Linked DNA regions of Homo sapiens: region 2 is linked to region 1. Evidence: read pairs that join two places in POLR2A ChIA-PET (ENCODE). Cell type or tissue: HCT116. All regions are shown on one strand. Links, peaks and the distances in the headings refer to the core of each region. The heading gives the core; the rest is flanking DNA.

What was found. ChIA-PET counts read pairs that join two places held together with the same protein. Peaks named below come from ENCODE experiments on the same cell type or tissue, not always from the same donor. Only the 100,000 strongest peaks of a DNase experiment are listed, where the experiment ranks them.
Region 2: POLR2A ChIA-PET joins it to region 1 with 5 read pairs; 2 of 35 experiments call an interaction of 5 or more read pairs at or near these places.

What each region holds. Positions count from the first base shown.
Region 1 is chr19:44,679,719-44,689,450 of GRCh38, reverse strand. It overlaps CEACAM19 (CEA cell adhesion molecule 19), which reads right to left. Exons shown (of 8, transcript NM_001127893.3): 5 at 9,117-9,163; 6 at 8,139-8,224; 7 at 6,831-6,884; 8 at 5,096-6,014. The coding sequence ends at 5,961. It overlaps LOC107985306 (a long non-coding RNA gene), which reads right to left and starts at 4,413. Exons shown (of 3, transcript XR_007067268.1): 1 at 3,221-4,413; 2 at 1,435-2,608; 3 at 907-1,219. RefSeq lists enhancers at 1-244, 4,060-4,354. In HCT116, for the core only: no CTCF peak of the experiment used is centred there; a DNase peak (open chromatin) is centred at 4,200; H3K4me3 peaks cover 817 bases; H3K27ac peaks cover 2,715 bases.
Region 2 is chr19:44,817,140-44,826,871 of GRCh38, reverse strand. BCAM (basal cell adhesion molecule (Lutheran blood group)) reads right to left here. Exons shown (of 15, transcript NM_005581.5): 9 at 8,235-8,350; 10 at 7,990-8,131; 11 at 7,680-7,816; 12 at 7,382-7,526; 13 at 7,146-7,290; 14 at 6,050-6,167; 15 at 5,451-5,956. The coding sequence ends at 5,951. Among named protein-coding and RNA genes, the nearest start is that of BCAM, 13 kb to the right of the region's middle. RefSeq lists a silencer at 8,806-9,100. In HCT116, for the core only: no CTCF peak of the experiment used is centred there; no DNase peak of the experiment used is centred there.

The DNA of each region.
Region 1 (9,732 bases), core at 783-8,782:
CAGAGGGGTAAAGAAAGGGGCAGAGACGGGGTGGGCGCATGGGGGGGCTCAAGGTAGCTGCAGCGCTTGTGCATGATCTGTGTGGTGCTCTGCTGCCCCCTGCTGGCTCAGGGCTGACCCTCTCTTGCAGCAAGTCTGGCAATAGTGACGACCCAATAAGCACAAACCCCAAACAGTGAAAGAAGGTGACATTTCTGGAGTGACAATGAATCAGGTGCTACAAGATGCACTTATGTTCACTGTCCCCACTCACACACCCCGACCCCGGTCTCCAGCTATCCCCTCCTGCCGACTCAGTACTGACCTCTCAAACCCGCCTGCTTTCTCTCCCCACTCCCTCGCTCCCTCTTTTCCTCCCCGCTTGCTTTCTCTCTTTCTTTTTTTTCTCTTTCTTTTCTTTCTCCACCTCTTCCCCCCCACACTCCTCCTCCCTCCCCCACCCCATTTCTCTCTTTCTTTTAAAAAATATTTTGCGAATCTGGCAGCCTCTGAACCAGAATAGGTTCAGAAAGGCTCCACCCTTTCTTCTTTTTTAAACGGTTTTGCGGTGTAATTCACATACCACACAATTCATCCATGTAAAGTATACAATGCGGGCTGAGTGCCATGGCTCACACCTGTAATCCCAGCACTTTGGGAGGCCAAGGCAGGCAGATCACTTGAGGTCAGGAGTTCGAGACCAGCCTGGACAATACAGTGAAACCCCGTCTCTGCCAAATACAAAAATTAGCCGGGCGTGGTGGTGCACGCCTGTAATCCTAGCTACTCAGGAGTCTGAGGAAGGAGGATCACTTGAGCCCAGGAGGTTGAGGCTGCAATGAGCCCAGATCGTAACCACTGCACTCCAGCCTGGGCGAGAGAGCAAGACCCCGTCTCTTAAAATGAAAACAAAACCAAAATAAAGTGTACAATTCAATAGCTTTTAGTAAATTCACAGAGTTGTGCAGCCATCGTTACAATCAATTTGAGAACATGGCTAGATGCCGTGGCTCATGCCTGTAATCCCAGCATTTTGGGAGGCTGAGGTGGGCGGATTGCCTGAGCTCAGGAGTTCGAGACCAGCCTGGCCAACATGGTGAAACCCTGTCTCTACTAAAAATACAAAAATTAGCCAGGTGTGGTGGCATACACCTGTGATGTCAGCTACTCGGGAGGCTGAGGCAGGAGAATCGCTTGAACCCGGGAGGCGGAGGTTGCAGTGAGCCGAGATCATGCCAGCCTGGGTGAAAGAGCAAGACTCCATCTCAAAAAACAAAACAAAACAAAAGAAAACAAACAAACAAAACATTGAGAACATCCTATCACCCCTAAGAGAAAGCTTGTATCCATGAGCAGTCACTTCCCCATTCCGCCCTTCCTCCCAACCCAACAACTACTACATCCACTTTCTGTCTTGATGAATTGCCTGGGCATTTCATAGCAATGGGACCCTACCATATGGAGTCCTTTGCGTCTGGCTTCTTTCACTTAGCACAGCGTTTTCAGGGTCATCCTTGCTGCAGTATGTGTCAGGGCTTCATTTCTTTTCATGGCTGAATAATGTTCCACTGGATAATACAGCCATGCGTCACTTCATGATGAGGATATGTTCTGAGAAATGAGTCTTTAGGCGATTTCATTGTTGTGTGAACATCACAGAATGTGTTTACACAAACCTAGATGGTAGAGCCCGCTACACATCTAGGGTATAGGTACAGGCTATTGCTCCTAGGTGACAAACTTGCATAGCCTGTGGCTACATTGAAAACTGTAGGCAATTGTAGCACAATGATAAATATTCGTGTACCTAAACATAGAAAAGATACAGTAAAAATACCGTGCCGGGCGCGGTGGCTCACGCTTGTAATCCCAGCACTTTGGGAGGCCGAGTTGGGCGGATCACGAGGTCAGGCGATCGAGACCATCCTGGCTAATACAGTGAAACCCCATCTCTACTAAAAATACAAAAACTTAGCCAAGCGTGGTGGTGGGCGCCTGTAGTCCCAGCTACTCCGGAGGCTGAGGAAGGAGAATGGCTTGAACCCAGGAGGTGGAGGTTGCAGTGAGCCAAGATTGCGCCATTGCACTCCAGTCTGGGCAGCAGAGTAAGACTGTCTCAAAAACAAAAACAAAACAAAACAAATAAACAAAAGAACTCATTCGTCTGTTCATGGGCATTTGGGTTATTTCTACCTTTTGGCTATTGTGAATAATGCTGCTGTGAACAGTCACACAGAAGTGTTTGTGTGGCCATGTCTTGATTTCTTTTGCAAACCTGGCCCTGTCGCAGTGTGTACAACACCCCTGCTCCCCACCCTCCCATTGCTCGAAGCAGTCACCCAAGAGTTGACCCTCTCCAGCACCTCTTAAGCATGCCCGTTCCAGTAGGTTCTTAGCACCTGCTCCATTCCTTCACAGCATCGTCATCCCTGACATTATGTTCCATGTGCTTTGTTTTTCTGTGGCCTGTCTCCCACTAGAAGGTCAGCTCTCCAAAAGCAGCCATCACTGTCTCATTCATGGCTGTCTCCCCAGAACCTAGAATAGGGCTGTCCACAACAGATGCTCAATAAATCTTCATTGAATTGATGAACAAACCAATTATTGGCACACTCTTCTCTCCAATCCCCTGTATCCAAACCAGAAACAAATTCTGTCAATGTTTTGTTCTAGAGTGTTGCTCTGTTGCCCAGGCTGGAGTGCAGTGGCATGACCTCGGCTGAATGCAACCTCTGCCTCCCGGATTCAAGCGATTCTCCTGTCTCAACCTACCACCACTCCCGGCTAATTTTTGTATTTTTAGTAGAGACTGTATTTCAGCATGTTGGCCAGGCTGGCCTTGAACTCCTACCTCAAGTAATCCGTCTGCCTTGGTCTCCCAAAGTTCTGGGATTATAGGCGTCTGCCACCATGGATTTCAGTCCTCCTGTCTGCAGAGCCAGGAGTTTGAGACCAGCCTGGCCAGCATGGTGAAACTTGTCTCTACTGAAAATACAAAAAAAAAAAAAAAAGTAGCCGGGTGAGGTGGTGTGCACCTGTAGTTCAGCTACTTGGTAGGCTGAGGCAGGAGAATTGCTTGAGCCTGGGAGGCGTAGGTTGTAGTGAGCTGAGATCGCACCACTGCACTCCAGCCTCGGCGACAGAGCAAGACTCAAAAAAGAAAAGTCTCAAAAAAGAAAAAAAAAAAAAGAGAGAGAAAAGATGGAATCCCCTCACACTCCTAGCCCTGAGCCCTGGCTACCTGGCTGGCTTGGTTGACCCTCTTAGCAAGGCGGTCAAAGGCCCAGGCATTTGGTGTCTGGAGCGGTCTGAGGATGGAGAAGTCTCCCAGAGAGTATTTGCATACTGAGTCAGCATGAGACGCAACTTCTCCTTCTGTGATTTCTTCCTCATCCTCTAGATTAGTTTCCCATTTCCTGTAAAAAATTGCCACAAATTTAGTGGCTTAAAACAACACAAGTTTGTTATCTTATAGTTCTGGAGGTCAAGAATCCAAAATGGGTCTCACTGCACTAAAGCCAAGGTTTCAGCGGGACTGTGTTGCTTTCTGGAGGTTGTAGGAAGAAAATCCATTTTCTTGCCTTTCCTCAATTCTGATTTTTTTTTTTTTTTTAAGACAGAGTCTCGCTCTGTCACCCAGGCTGGAGTGCAATGGTGCAACCTTGGCTCACTGCAACCTCCGCCTCCTGGGTTCAAGCGATTCTCCTGCCTCTGCCTCTCCAGTAGCTGGCATTACAGGCACCCGCCACCACGCCTGGCTAATTTTTCTATGTTTGGTAGAGACGGGGTTTCCCCATCTTGGCCAGGCTGATTCTTGAACTCCTGACCTCAGGTGATCCCCCTGTCTCGGCCTCCCAAAGTGCTGGGATTCCAGGCATGAGCCACCACCCTCGGTTCTGTTTTTTTTTTTTTTTTTTTTTGTAGAGACGGGGTCTTGCTATGTTGCCCAGGCTGGTCTCCAACTCCTGGCCTCAAGCGATCCTCCCACCTTGGCCTCCCAAAGTGCTGGGACTGCAGGCGTGAGCCACTGAGCTTGGCCCTCCTCCAGCTTCTAGAAGTTTCTTGCATTCCTTAGCTCAAGGCCCCCTTCCGTCTTCAACACTCACGATGGCCCATGGACTCTCTCACACTCAATCATTCTGACTCTGAAGTGCTGCTTGACTTTCAGCTCCTTCTCCCGTCTTCAAAGGGCTTTGCTTCCTTTGTTGTCACAGCCCCTCTGACTCACGCTTCCTGTGTCCTTCTCGATTATAAGGATCTGTGTGATTACATAAAGAGCCTGCCAGGGCAATCCAGGATAATCTCCCCAAAGCACGATCCTGAACTTAATCATGGCTGCATTCTTTTGTCATATAACGTAACATTCACAGGGGATTAGGATGTAGACGTCACTGGGGGGCCGTTATTCGCCTTTCACAGCACCCTGCCCCTCAAAGCCACAGTCTCGGCAGTGCCTTACCTGGCCCTGCGCCATGTGCCCCTCCGTCCATCTCCTGACGTCAACTTCCACCCACCTTTTCCTCCTTCCCCACCCTCTCCACCACACTGGCCTCCTTGCTGCTCCTTTTTTTTTTTTTTTTTTGAGGTGGAGTCTTGCTCTGTCACCCAGGCTGGAGTGCAGGGGCACGATCTTGGCCCACTGCAAACTCCGCCTCCCGGGTTCAAGTGATTTTCCTGCCTCAGCCTCCCCAGTTGCTGGGATTACAGGTGCCCACCACCATGCCCGGCTAATTTTTGTATTTTTAATAGAGAAGGGGTTTCACCATGTTGGCCAGGCTGGTCTTGAACCCCTGACCTCAAATGATCTGCTTGCCTTGGCTTCCCAAAGTGCTGGGATTATAGGTGTGAGCCACCATGCCCAGCCCCCTTGCTGCTCCTTGAATATGCCAGGCATGCTTCTGCCCCAGGGCCTTTGCACTGGCTATTCCCTCTGTCTGGAATGCTCTTCCTCCAGAGCCCCACATGGCTCCTTTCTTCCCCTCCTACAAGTCTTTGCTCATTTGTCACCTTCTCAGCGAGGACCTCTGTGCCCTAATTAAAAATCTCAGTCCCCCAATACTCTCGACCCCCCTCCATTTCCCCAATACACTTATCCCCATCTGACAGACAACGCATGTTCATTATTTATTTTATTTCCTGATTCTTTCCCCTGCCAAGTGACCCTCTGGGAAAGCGGGAGTTTTTGTTTTGCTTTCTACCAGGGCTGCAAGAGCCTAGAACTGGGTCTGGCATACAGCAAAGGCTCATTTATTGCTGAATGAATGCATAGTTTGGGGAAGGGGAGGACAAGCTGAGGCCACATTTGGGACGGGTGCTGGGGTGGGGTGGAGAAGGGAGCTGCTGCCCAGAGGGACTCAGTAAGATTCAGGGTGGGGGCCAAGACCAGCAGCTGGCAGCAGGTTCTGAGAGGGGCTGGGCCTGCCTGAACAGGGAAGGGGTCCAGCAGCCGTGGTCACCTTGCTGGGACTGGTGTGTGGGGCCACAGGCCTGTGAGGCTGGGCCTCTCTGCCACCTGAGGCCCGCATGGTGGGGTGTCTGCCTTGTCCTAAGGGGAGAAGACTCTGAGGGTCACTAGTGGAGTTGGGGTAGGGCATTGAGGACAGACAGTTGGGAGCCCAGCCAACTGCCTGGGAGGCAGGCCTGAGGCCACCATCTTGTCCCCAGATATCCAGATCTTGGGGGACTTTGGCATGGAAAGGGGCCAGAGCCTGCCTTTCACAGGCACATGGCCCAGGCCAGCTTGCTTGAAGGAACAGACCGAAGGCGGGCGTGCATTCACGGGCTGCACAAGGACCTGGGCCTGTTACAGTCTCCTGTCCCCCTGCCAGGACACCTGCCCCATGTGCTGCTGAGTCTTTGGCTGAGTCCACCTCATCGGCCCCACAGCCCCCAATGGCCTTGTCCTGCTGGTCTCAGGTGTGAGGCTCCCAGAGGAGGGCTGGGGCCTTGTCTTCTCCCTGGCTGGCCTGGCCCAGGACCCATCAGGAAGTTGGCACCAGCTGGCAGTAGGGGGCAGGGTCGGGGTTTAGCAGGTCCTGCTTGGGGGGAAGAGAGAACAGAATTATGACTGGGTGGAGGGGGAGAGTCTTGGGGAGACAGAGAGGGACAGAGGATGAGAGACAGCGTGAGATGGAGAGAAACCCGCAGAGAGAATGGAAGAGCAAGGTGGAAAGAGAGTGAGATGCAGAGACAAGAGGTCCTGGAAGAGCCAAGAAATGAGGTGGACACAGTGACAGAGACAAAGAGGCAGGAGAGACAGAGAATGGAGAGAGAGAGAGACAGAGATGCAGAGAAACGAAGACATGTAAAGAGATGCATCTTAGACAAGGCAGCATGAACAAACTGGAAACAGAAAGACAGATTAAAAAGGACACAGCAAGAGAAACTGAGAGAGAGAGAGAGAGAGAGAGAGAGAGTCCAAGAAAGGGGAAGACAGACATACAGACATATGTAGGCCACTGAGAGAGAGAGACAGAACTACAGGGACAGACAGCTGACAGGAGGGGATGGAGAGGGACTGAGCTCTGCGGTGGGGTTTCACTGGGGACCTGACTGGCTGTGTGGCCCCAGGCAATCCCCTGTCCCTCTCTGGGCCTTGTTCCTCCTGTGCAAGTTCAAGGTTTTGGATCCCTTTTGCAAAGAAGGAAATTGCAGCCTTGGGAGGAAAAGGGACTTGCCAGGGTCTCTCAGGGAGGCGGTTTGGGCTTCTTCGAGAGCAGAGACCGTGAGGCTTGGGGGGACGAGGGGAGGAAAGCCCCCAGTTTCAGTTGTCTTGACCCCTCCCCACCCCGGCTTCGGGGCTCCTGGATCCGTGGGATCCCCACCACCCCTCCCAGCTCCCAGCTCCATACCTGGTACTGGTGGTTCTCTGGCTCCGCCTGCAGGTGTGGGGGTGTGGGCAGGGGCTGCAAGGGAAGGACACGGGTGAGTGGGCGCTCGGCACCCCCCACCCTCTAAACTTTGACCTTTGGTGCTAGGACAGTCTCAGATTCCAAGTCCCCATCACCCCTCCCAGACTGTGAGGCCCCTGGGCAGAGGGGATTAGCTTCCTTACACCTCAGTGTTCTCCTCTGACAAATGGGCACTGGGCCCCAGCTTCGTGTGGTATCCAGTGGCCCGTCAACCACTCCATTAACTCTCAGTCTACCCCTGTCAACACCTCTGGTTCTAAGCTCTTAGCCTTAGTGTTTTATGTTTCTCTTATTTTTCACTTTTTTAGAAAAAGACAGGATCTTGCTCTGTCACCCAGGCCAGAGTGCAGTTGTGCAATCACCACTCGCTGCAGCCTCAAACTCCTGGGCTCAAGTGATCCTCCCTCCTCAGCCTCCCTGGTAGCTGTGACTATAGGTGCACACCACCATGCCTAGCTAAATTTTTGTAGAGATGGGGTCTAGCTATGTTCCCCAGGCTGGTCTCAAACTCCCGGCCTCAAGCAATCCTCCCACCTTGGCCTCCCAAAGTGTTGGGATTTACAGGTGTAGAGCCATCATGCCCAGCTAAGTTTCTCTTTTTATTTAATCTAAATAACTTTTTTTTTTTTTGGGATGGAGTCTCGCTCCTGTCGTGCAGGCTGGAGTGCAGTGGCATGACCTCGGCTTACTGCAACCTCCACCTCCTGGGTTCAAGCGATTCTCCTTCCTCAGCCTCCCGAGTAACTGGGATTACAGGCATGTGCCATCACACCTGGCTAATTTTTGTATTTTTAGTAGAGACGGGGTTTCACCATGTTGGCCAGGCTGGTCTCAAACTCCTGACCTCAGGTGATCCACCCACCTTGGCTTCCCAAAGTGCTAGAATTATAGGCGTGAGCCACCACGCCCAGCCTAAATGACTCATTTTTATAAACCTTTCGTTATATATATATAAAACCTCCCCATTATAAAGGTAGTGGCTGCTCAGTGCAGAAAACACAGACAAGTATAAAAGAAAAGAAGATAAAACCCACCCACCAGCCTCCACACCCCGGAGACAAATGCTGCTTCTGTTGTGCTGTTTCCTTCCAGTCTCTTTTCCTTAGGATTTTTAAAAACAGGGAACAATATATAGAGAGTTGAGATTCCCAAACCTGGTGTCAAGATGGCCCAGAGGACCACAGCCAGCTCAGAGAGGAGGCGCCTGTTAGCATTGGCTTCAGGGGAGAGGCTGGGGACGGGACTCACCCGGGCTGGGTTTATGGACCTTGTGTCACTGATGGGGGACACCAGGAGGACTGGAGAGGGCATCACTTCATAGATGTTGTTGTCACCTGAAACAGAGGCCAGGGGAGGTACCAGCTGACACATGGGCCCCACAGGCCACTCTGACTGCCTGTTGACATTCATTTATTTATTTATTCAACTAACATTTGTGCAAACGCTTCTTCTAGCCAAACCCAGTGCTGGGGACACAGTGCTGACCACGACAGTCCCAGGCCTGCCCTTCCAGGACTTACAGTCCAGTGGGGGACGCAGACCAGTCTCCAGAGTGACAACCTGGAGTGTTTAGGGCTGGAGTCGGGGGACTGGGGGCGGGTGGGAGCCCAAGACGGGGTGCCTAAGTAGCCTAGGACTCAGTGAGGGCTTCCTGGAGGAGGGGGCATCTGAGATAGTAGAGAGAAGTGAGTGAAGCTAAGGCAGGAGAGGGTGAGTGCAGAGGTCTGGTGAGAGAGCCAGCTGTGTTTCAGAAACTGTGTTTGATCTGTCTTGTGAAGGGCCTTGAGAACCATGTTAAGGAGACTAAACTTTGTCCCAAGGGCACAGGGGAGCCATGGAGGGCCTTTGAGCAGAGGAGTAACATGATCAGAATTTTAGAAAGACCTTGTCCTGGGATGGGTTGGAGGGGTCTGGAGGCTGGGAGACCAGTGAGGAGCTGGGTGTGGGGGGTCTAGGAGGCTGGTAGTGGCCTGTGGAGGTGGATGGGATCCACTTGCATGATGGGATGGGGATGCTAGCCACTGAGAAGAAGAGAAAAAGCAGGTTTGGGGTGGGTGCCGATGCGCTCAGATTATGTGGGTGAGTTCAGGGGGCCCCAGAGAGGTCTCGGGGCAGGTGCATTGGGAGGTCTCTGAGTGAGGGAGAATAAGCGGGCTTGTGGCTATAGGGGAGAAAGGAGGAGCTGAGAGGAGGGCTAGGTAGTGAGATCTGGGGCTCCCGCCTTACCAGCATCATGAGCAGGGCCCAATTCTGGCTTCTCTGTGGTCGCCATCCTGGGGACACATAGAGGGAATTGATATTAGGATAGAGAGACACTCAGGCGGGGGGAGAGAGACTTAAGAGAAGCTGGAAATCCCACCAGGTCCCTGAAAGCCACATGGTCTCTCCTTCAGAGTGAGCTAGGATGAGGCCTGAACTATCCCAGACTTTTCTTCCATAATCCTCATCCGCAATCCCTCAGTTTCCCTAGCCACCACCTTATGCCAATGAATAGTGTTCCCCAGACATCACCATTTACAGAGATCACCTAAATGATCCTGCTTCATCCACCTGTCTTATGATTTCCTTAATATTTCTCTTTACATAGATTCATTTGAATACCCTTATTTATTTTTTATTTTTTAATTTTTTGAGACAGAGTCTCGCTCTGTTGCCCAGGCTGGAGTGCAATGGCGTGATCTCAGCTCACTGCAACCTCCGCCTCCTGGGTTCAAGCGATTCTCCTGCCTCAGCCTCCCAAGTAGCTGGGATTACAGGTGTGTGCCACCATGCTCGGCTTATTTTATTTTATTTTATTTTAATTTTTTTTTTTGAGACAGAGTCTCGCTCTGTCGCCCAGGCT
Region 2 (9,732 bases), core at 545-8,544, 140 kb before region 1:
GCGCCACCATGCCCGGCTAATTTTTTGTATTTTTAGTAGAGACAGGGTTTCACTATGTTGGTCAGGCTGGTCTTGAACTCCTGGGCTCAAGCGATCCGTCTGCTTTGGTCTCTCAAAGTGCTGGGATTACAGGCATGCCTGGCTACCCCCTGCCTGGCTATTTTTTTGTATTTTTAGTAGAGACAGGGTTTCGCTATGTTGGCCAGGCTGGTCTTGAACTCCTGGACTCAAGTGATTCACCCACCTCGTCCTCCCAAAGTGGTAGGATTACAGGCGTGAGTCACGGCACCCAGCCTGAGATAAAAGCTTTATAAGATTAGAGGTTAATATTCCTGGTGTGTAGAGAGATCCTGCAAATTAATAAGAAAAGGTAAAAAAAAAAAGAGAAAAGTAGGCAAGAGTATACCACAGTTCATAAACAAGAAAAGCAAATGGCCAATGAACATACAGAGAAACACCATTTTCACACTAGAGGTCACGGAAATTCAAATGAAAACAAATTAATATGCCATTGTGGTGAATTTGTATAATTCTATATTGTCTTAGCATCCATTCTGAATATGTTTAACTTTCTCATGCCAAAATCTGGACTTAGTTATCCTTGACACAGTTTCCAGCTCTATACTTCCTCCCAGTCCTTCCTCCCTCCCTCCCTGCCTCTCTTCCTTCTCTCTATTTCTTTTTTAGAGACAGGGTCTCATTATGTTGTCCAGGCTGGTCTCAAAATCCTGGCCTCAAGCAATCCTCCTGCCTTAGCCTCTCAAAGCACTGGGTTTACAGGTGTAAGCCATCATGCCCGGCTCTCCTTCCAGTTTCTTACTGGAGTTGATCAAGGTATCAGCTTTATCTCACCTCCTCCTGTATGGGACCATCTCTGTATGGGACAGCTAGATAGATACAAACTACTTGACCCAAGCTACTGATCCCCACACCTCCAATGAATGGACTGTGCAGATATGACAACCTCCATCACAGTGTGTCTCTATGGAATTCTTGTGCCTGCTTGTTCTAAACCCATCAGTTAGAACTCTCCTGGGGAACTCCGTCTCCGCCATGCCCTGGACCGCAGTAAAGGCTTTGGGGGGGTCTCTCTCCACCTGCTGGTTGAGCCTGCATGTCTCAGGCAGCTGCCCCCTTCCCACTGGCCCAGGGAAGTGTGCTGCTCTTTTCTCTCTGGGATCCATAAGTAATAAACTGCTTCTGTTATATCTTTCTTTCTTCTTTTTTTATTTTTAAATAGAGACAGGGTCTCGCTATGTTGCACAGGCTGGTCTCGAACTCCTGAGTTCAACTGATCCTCCTGCCTTGGCCTCCCAGAGTGCTAGGATTACAGGTGTGAGCCATCATGTCCAGCCTCTGCTTCTGTTATTTCTTCTTCCTTTATTTTTTTGAGACAGAATCTCCCTCTGTCGCCCAGGCTGGAGTGCAGTGGCATGATCTTGGCTCACTGCAACCTCCACCTCCTGGGTTCAAGTGGTTCTCCTGCCTCAGCCTCCTGAGTAGCTGGGACTACAGGCGCACACCACCACGCCCGGCTAATTTTTTTATTTTTAGTAGAGACAGGGTTTCGCCATGTTGGCCAGGTTGGCCTCAAACTCCTGGCATCAAGTGATCCTCCTGCCTTGGCCTCCTGAAGAGCTAGGATTATATGCGTGATCCACTGCACCCTGCCTCTTTCTGATATTTCATGTGTTTTGTTGAGTTGCCTCCTTTGTGTGTGTCACTTGACTGACACACCTGAACCTAATGACTTTCCTGGTTTGGAATAAACTGGACACAGGTCAGATAAGAGCCACAAAGGGTCTTGGCCAGTATAAATACATTTCCTGTGAGAGGGACACCTGTGTACAAGTCAGACACTTAGGCATTGGGCTGCCTGCCAGGATAAAGGAAAATCTGCTGAAAAGCACATTGTAAACACTTATGATCTAATCCCCTGGAGCCCAGGCAGGGCAAAGCCAGAGTCTATGGCCATGCTCATGAAAGGGACCTCAAGACCAAATTATCGGCCAGGCACGGTGTCTCACACCTGTAATCCCAGCACTTTTGGAGGCTGAGGCGAGTGGATCACCTGAGGTCGGGAGTTTTAAGACCAGACTGACCAATATGGTGAAACCCCGCCTAAAAATTAGGCCGGGCACAGTGGCTCACACCTGTAATCCCAGCACTTTGAGAGGCCGAGGTGGGTGAATCACGAAGTCAGGAGTTCAAGACCAGCCTGGCCAACATGGTGAAACCCCGTCTCAACTAAAAATACAAAAAATTAGCTGGGCGTAGTGGCGGGTGCCTGTAATCCCAGCTACTCAGGAGGCTGAGGCAGGAGAATTGCTTGAACCAAGGAGGCAGAGATTGCAGTGAGCCGAGATTGTGCCATTGCACTCCAGCCTGGGCAACAGGAGCGAAACTCCGTCTCAAAAAAAAAAAAAGAGACACAAATATGAGAGCCATTTTGTTACCCATCAAGTAGGCAAAAATTTAGAGGATAATTGCAAGTGCTGGCCAAAGTATGGAGTAATGGGCACCTCACACACATTGACAAGAGTGGGAACTGCAGGTTTTTTGGAAGAAGAAAGTTGTTAATACAAAGTTTTTTAGAGGCCGGGCTCAGTGGCTCAGGCCTGTAATCCCAGCACTTTAGGACGCCAAGGCAAGCAGATCATTTTGAGCTCAAGTTCAAGACGAGCCTGGGCAACATGGTGAAACCCCGTCTCAACAAAAAATTCATAAATTAGCCAGGAGTTGGTGGCTTATGCCTGTAGACCCAGCTACTCAGGAGGCTGAGGCTGGAGAATCGCTTGAGCCTGGGAAGTGGAGGTTGCGGTGAGCCGAGATCTTGCCACTGAACTCCAGCCTGGGTGACAGAGTGAGACCCTGTCTCAAAAAAATAAAAAAATAAAAATTTTTTTTTTAGGCTGGGTATGGTGGCTCATACCTGTAATCCTAAAACTTTGTGCAGGAGGATTGCTTGAGGCCAGGAGTTTGAGACCTTGTCTCTACAAAAAATAAAAATAAAAATTTAGCTGGGTGTGATGGCATGTGCCTGTGGGTCTAGCTGCAGAGCAAGCTGAGGCAGGAGGATCACTTGAGCCTAGGAGTTTGAGGTAGTGAGCTATGATTTTGCCACTGCACTCCATCAAAAAAAAAAAAAAAAAAAAGAATGAATGACAAAGAAAAGCCCACTTTTGGGTGAATCAGTGAGAGAAAGCTGTCACAGTAGTGGTGGGTGAAATCAAGGAGTAAATTATTGCCATGGGAAAACCGTCAGGAGCACTTCCTACCACCACACAGTTGAAAAACAAACAATAACCTTGTGTTTGTTTTAAATGAATTCAATAAACCATGGGATCTGAGCGCCTTAACGTGGCCCATGAGCTCTTCTGCCTGGGCAGGCTGCTTGGTTTACCTACCAGGAAGGAGGCTTCTGTGGCATCCGAATAATTTCCTATGGTGACAGATCCCACTCTGTCCACTTTGTGGCTGAGGTGACTGAGAGCAGAGAGTGGAGCTGCGTGCCTGAGATTTGAGAAGGCAATGCTAGGAGGCCCTGGGTGGTGTGTGAGTGCAATGCCCCCATCACCCCACATGGCTCTAAGATCACACTGACACCTCACAGCAGCCCGCCGTGGCCAAAGTGCAATTGATCCCCATTCGATGCACAAGAAAGGCTCAGAGAGGTGAGGTCGCCAGCCAGTCACCCGTGCTGACCTCCCGCTACCCTCCTCCGTCCTTCTAGGCAGCTGCTTGCATTTCCTCTCTCCCTTTCCAACTGCAATGATCTCTCTAACTCCAGTTCTTCTTTCTCTGTATTTCTCTTTAAAAAATTATGTAGAGATGTGGTCTTGCTGTGTTGCCCAGGCTGGTCTTGAACTACTGGCCTCAAGTGAACCACCTGCCTTGGTCACACAAAGTGCAGGACCACAGGTGTTTGCCACCATGCCCAGCTAATTTTTTATTTTTTTGTAGAGATGGGGTCTCACTATGTTGCCCAGGCTGGTCTTGAACTGCTGGCCTCAAGTGATCCTCTTGCCTGTGCTGAGGACTGCAGTCGTGTGCCACCATGCCCGGCTAATTTTTTATTTTTTGTAGAGATGGGGTCTTGGTATGTTGATCAGGCTGGTCTCAAACCCCTGGCCTCAAGAGATCCTCCTGCCTCAGCCTCCCAAAGTGCTGGGATTATAGGCATGAGCCACTGGACCTGGCCCACTACTCTTTTTGTCTGTCTCCCCAGATCTATTTTTGTCTCTTACTCCAGGGCTCTCTCGGAGCTTCCCAACCCATCCCTCTTGCCTCCCCCTAAATCTTTCCATCCCTTTCTCACGTCCCTCTTTCTTGGCCTTGTAATGTCTGTGTGTCCTCTCTGCCCCAGGCCCCCTTTTCTCTGGATTCCTCCAAGCTCCCCGCTTTCCCCAGGGACTCCTCCCCAGAGGAGGTGGCTCCATCCCTAATTCTATTGACTCTACAGCTAAGAGGGAGCTTTTCCTCGCCCAGTTTCAATTCCCTCTGGGGCTCTGGCAAGACAGACTGGGAACTTTTACTTAAGGGGACAGCACCCATCTCCAGGCAGACGCTGGTCCTCGGGGGCCAAGCCCAGCACCCTCGGGACCTGGCATCTTTCCGTCCACCCCCGGCCAGCTAAGTCGCCCTCTGCGTGCTCACTCGCTCTCATGCTGTCATTTCTTTTTCTTTTCTTTTCACGGAGTGTCTCGCTCTGTCGCCCAGGCTGGAGTGCAGTGGTGCGATATCGGCTCACTGCAACCTCTGCCTCCTGGGTTCAAGATTTTCTCCTCCTCAGTTTCCCACGTAGCTGGGATTACAGGCTCGCGCCACCATGCCTGGCTAATTTTTTGTATTTTTAGTAGAGATGGGGTTTCACCATGTTGGCCAGGCTGGTCTCAAACTCCTGACCTAAAGTGATCCCCCTGCCTTGGTCTCCCAAAGTGCTGGGATTACAGGTTTGAGCCACTGAGCTTGGCCTCTTTTTGTTTTCTTCTTTTTTTTTAGAGATGAAGTCTCGCTTTGTCACCCAGGCTGGAGTGCAATGGCGTGATCATAGCTCACTGTAACCTCGTATTCCTGGGCTCAAGGAATCCTCCCACCTTAGCCTCCTGAATAGCTGGGACTATAGGCACACCTGGCTAATTTCTGTATTATTAGTATTATTATTTGTAGCGATGGGGTCTCCATATGTTGCCCAGGCTGGTCTTGAACTCCTGGCCTGAAGCCACCCTCCAGTGTCAGCCTCTTAAAGTGCTGGGATTACGGGCGTGAGCCACCACCACTGGGATTACAAGAATGAACCACGGCGCCCAGCCCTGTCTCATTTCTTTCTCCATGACATCAGGCGTCTTCTGAGGTCTTGCAAGGGGGCGGATGGGGGGGCAGCTGAGAGCAGGGAATCACCTGCATCGCCCTTCCCCTCCCTACTCCCAGAGGAAGCTCTGGCCACAGGATGGTGTTGATGTGACAAACAGCATTTATTCCAGACTCCAGTGTCCACAGATGATGGGGTGGGGCGGAGGTAGGGCGGGGGCAGGAGTGGGACCAGGGGCGGGGTGAGGGGGGGGAATCCAGTGTCAGACTCTGCAGCAAGACGTCAGGTGGGGGGACCAGCAGGGGAGGCGGGAGGTAAAAATAGCTCCGGCCAGCCGACCCTCGGAGCCTTGTCCCAGGCTGGGCCTTGGGCTTGGGTCCAGGAGCTATTCTGGGGCCTGGGAGAGTCACATTCCCTGGAGGAAGGCCCCCTCCCACCCACCCACCCTCCCTCTCCTTCCCTCCCGGAGGCAGGCAGCCACTGTGGGTCCCTGCCTTGCCGGCAGAGGAAGGAAGGGAGGGCTGGGCAGGGAGAGGGAAGAGGGAAGAGGGAAGGCGGGGGCGGGCATGGCGTGAGCAGGGCTGGTTCTCTGATGCCTGCAGCTCCAGGTCCAGGGACAGCCTCTAGGAGGTTCTTGGCTCAGCACTGGGGAGCGGATGGAGAGGTCAGCCTGTGCCCACGGGCGTGCTCCACTGCCCAGCAGGTCCCTCTCACCAGGGGGCCCAGGCCCTCACCCACCTCGTCTCCGAAGCCCCCGCTGCCACCCCTGGCTCCTCCGGAGGCACCTCCCATGAGAAGGCCGGTCTGCTCTGGTTGCTCCGACCCCGAGTGGCTCAGCCCTGGCTCCCCTGGCGGCCTGGGGGGAGGAGGCAGCGGGCGGAGGCGTCGTGTTGGAGGTGCACACGGCAGGGGGAGGAACTGAGGATGGGGGTGGGTGGGACTAGGATGCGGCTGGGGATGGAGGTGAGGATGGGGGTGTGCTGGGTGGGGATGGCATAGGGATGGGGTAGGGGCTGGTAATGGCACTGGGGTTAGGGTTGGGCATGGGGATGCAGATGCTATTGGGGTTGGAGGTGGGAATGTAGCTGGAGTTGGCTTTGGGATCGGTCTGGGATGGTTACGGATTGGAGGTGAGGACGGCCATGTGGTTGGGGCTGGAGACAAGGTTAGATGAGGAGGAGCTTGGGGAGGCTTAGGGGTTGGATTTGGAGTCAGGAATGGGGACAAGATTGGGGATGGGGACATGGGTGAAGTTGGCTTCGGGACGGTGGAGGACTAGGGTTGGGAAATGGCTAGGTGAGGGCTGGATGGTGAGAGATAGGCTTGGAGGATAAATTGGAGTTAAGGGTGAGCTCAGGGGGATGATGGGTGTTGGGGCTGGAGGTTGGGGGAGGATGGGGATGTGGCCAGGGCTGGAGAGGAGCTTAGTTGAGGATGGTTTGAAGGGGGTTATGGATTGGAGTTGAGGGGAGATTGGGGGCAGGGTTGGGATTGGAGACAGGCATGGAGTTGGGGATGAGGCTGAGCTAGGGGCAGGAGAGGTGATTAGGGAAGGGGATGGTGTTGAGTTTGGCTTGGGGATGGGTTTGGGGATGGCCCTGGGTTGGGTTTGGGGCTGCAGTTGGGGATGAGGATGAGTTGGGGATGGCTGTGGATTAGTCTGGGGCTGGGTTTGGGGCTGTAGTTGGGGATGAGGATGGGTTGGGGATGGAGGTGGATGTGGTGGGATGTGGGGTGGAGGATAAGATGTGGTTGAGGTTATGGGTTGAGCTTGGGGTTGAGGGTGGGGATGGGGTTAAGCTATGGTGGTCATTGCAGATAGCAGGCCACTCACGGAGCCCCCTTCTCCCGCCGCTGGCGGCAGCAGGGGCCCCCTTTGCGTCTCACGCAGTAGAAGACAGCAACGACGAGGAGCAGGAGGCCCACGCTGACGGCCACGGCCATGACGGCCACTCCAGCCTGGGAGGTCTGGGGGCTCACTGCAGGGACAGGATGGAGAGAGGCGTGGGTCAGGCAGTGGGCTCTGTCTGCCCCACACCCGGCTCCTCTGCCACCACCTCAGTCACTCACCGGTGCCGAAGTGGAAGACATGGCGCTTGTTCCCGTGGGGGTTGGAGGCTTCACAGGAGATGCCATCGCGGCTCAGGGCGCTGGTCACTTTCAGGGTCAGAGAGCTGCTCACCCAACCCTGCCGTCCGGGGATTGGCTCTGCGGGCTATGGAGGCTCCGATCAGGCCCCGGCTGGTGGGGTCAAGGGGTGGGGTCAAGGGCAGAGGTGAACGACGTCCAGTCTCCCAGGAAGTGGAAAGGAGGGTGTGATACTTGGATGAGTGAGAGGGGGCTCAGGGTGGAGAGGAAGGTCCCTTACGCTGCCCCCCAATTGGCTCCAGCTGAGTTTGGGGTCTGGATGGCCGCGGGCAGAGCAGATGAGTGTGACTTCGTCTCCTTCCCTCCAGCTGCCATCTGCCTTGGGCTCTATTTCCGCTGTCTTTAGCTCTGGCGAGCCTGTGGGTGGTGGGGATGGGAAGAAAGTGAAGGGAGAGGAGAGAGAGAGAGAAGAGAGGCATCGAGCAGAAGATGGAGTCCCCAGCCAGGGACTCAGGAACTCGTCCTGTTTGTCCAGGTCCCACACCCCACACTGTCCCCATCCAAGCCCACCCCCTCCCTGCCCCCTGAACCTTGGACCAGCAGCGTGAAGTTCTGGGTGCGGCTGAGGACCGGGACTGTGGGCAGGGAGGCCTCACATACGTAGGTGCCATTGGAATCGAAGGTGATAGAACTGAGCGACAGCATGGGGCCATCGCCCAGGGGAGTGGAGTCCTGGGAAGGGCAGAGGAGGAGGAGGACGCTGTGAGAGGGCGAGGAGTGAGGGGAGAGAGGAGGGTGCGAGTGCAGGGCCCGAGGGGGCTCCTCTCCCTCTCACCTTGGTCCAGCGTAGGGCAGGGGTGGGCAGGCCGTGCACGGAGCAGTTCACGACTGCACTGCTGTTTAGAGGTAAGGAAAGCACCTTCCCCTCGCTGAGCTCCAGGGGGTCCAGATCTGCAGTGGGGGACAGTCTGTCACTCGTCCCAGACCGCCACCCACTCAATTAGGGGCTCTCCAGGGGCGGTCGGGGGTGCAAACATGAATGGACAGTTGGAAGCAGAGAACAGCAAGTAATCCTCCTGGTTTACCCCATCTCCATGAAATCTCCATTCTCCCATCCAGGCTCTCCAACCAAAAATCTAGCAGTCTAACCCCAACATTGACATGCCCAAGTCAATTACTTTTCTTCAGAGCTGACATCTGAGCCCAAGGTTAATGAATAACCTTAGGTGTGGAAGGTGTCCCTTCTGTGACTTTAGCACACAAACCTTTTGCTCAAACCCCAACCTGTGGGGTAACCTCCCTGTTACCCCCAAACATCTTTTCTGCAAAGTTTTGTTTTTGAATAGAGACAAGGTGTTGCTATGTTGGCCAGGCTGGGTCTCAAACTCCTGGCCTCAAGTGATCCTCCTGTCTTGACCTCCCAAAAGTGCTAGGATCACAGGCGTGAGCCCCTGCTCCTGGCCTCAGCAAGTCTTTATCTGGTCTGCTCCCAGGACAAATCCTCTGGCTTCCTGCCACCTCTGGCCCCAGGTTTGACTGTCCCAACCACCTCTTCACTAGCCTGCTCCTCCCTCTTGTCCATCCTCCACTGAGCAGCTAGAGGGACCTCTTTAAAACATCCACTGGTCAGGCCGGGCACGGTGGCTCATGCCTATAACCCCAGCACTTTGGGAGGCCGAGGCGGGTGCATCACCTGATGTCAGGAGTTCGAGACCACCCTGGTCACATGGTGAAACCCCATCTCTACTAAAAATCCAAAAGCTAGCTGGGCATAGTGGTGCATGCCTATAGTCCCAGCTACTTGGGAGGCTGAGGCAGGAGAATCGCTTGAACCTGGGAGGTGGAGGTTGCAGTGAGCCGAGATTGTGCCACTGCGCTCCAGCCTGGGTGACAGAGTGAGACTCTGACTCAAAAAAAAAAAAACAAAAAAAACCAACCACCCACTGGTCATCCCTCCCCTCTGCATAAAACCCTGCAGTGGCTCCCCAGTACCCTTGGCATCGAGGCCAAACTTCTTGAGGGTGCCTAAAAGATGCTGCCTGGTCTGGCCCTCACCCACCTCTTGAACCATCTCCCACTCTTCCCCATTCCTCCTGTGCTCCCAGCTACCCCGTTCTCTTGCTGTTTTTCTTGAGTAGACCAAGTTGGGGCCTGCCTCAGGGCCTTTGCACTTGCTCACTCTACTTGCAGTGCTCTTTTTGTAGCTCTCTGCATTTCTTCTTCTTATTATTTTTTTTTGAGAGAGTTTGGCTCTGTCGCCCAGGCTAGAGTGCAGTGGCGGGATCTCAGCTCACTGCAAGCTCTGCCTCCTGGGTTCATGCCATTCTCCTGCC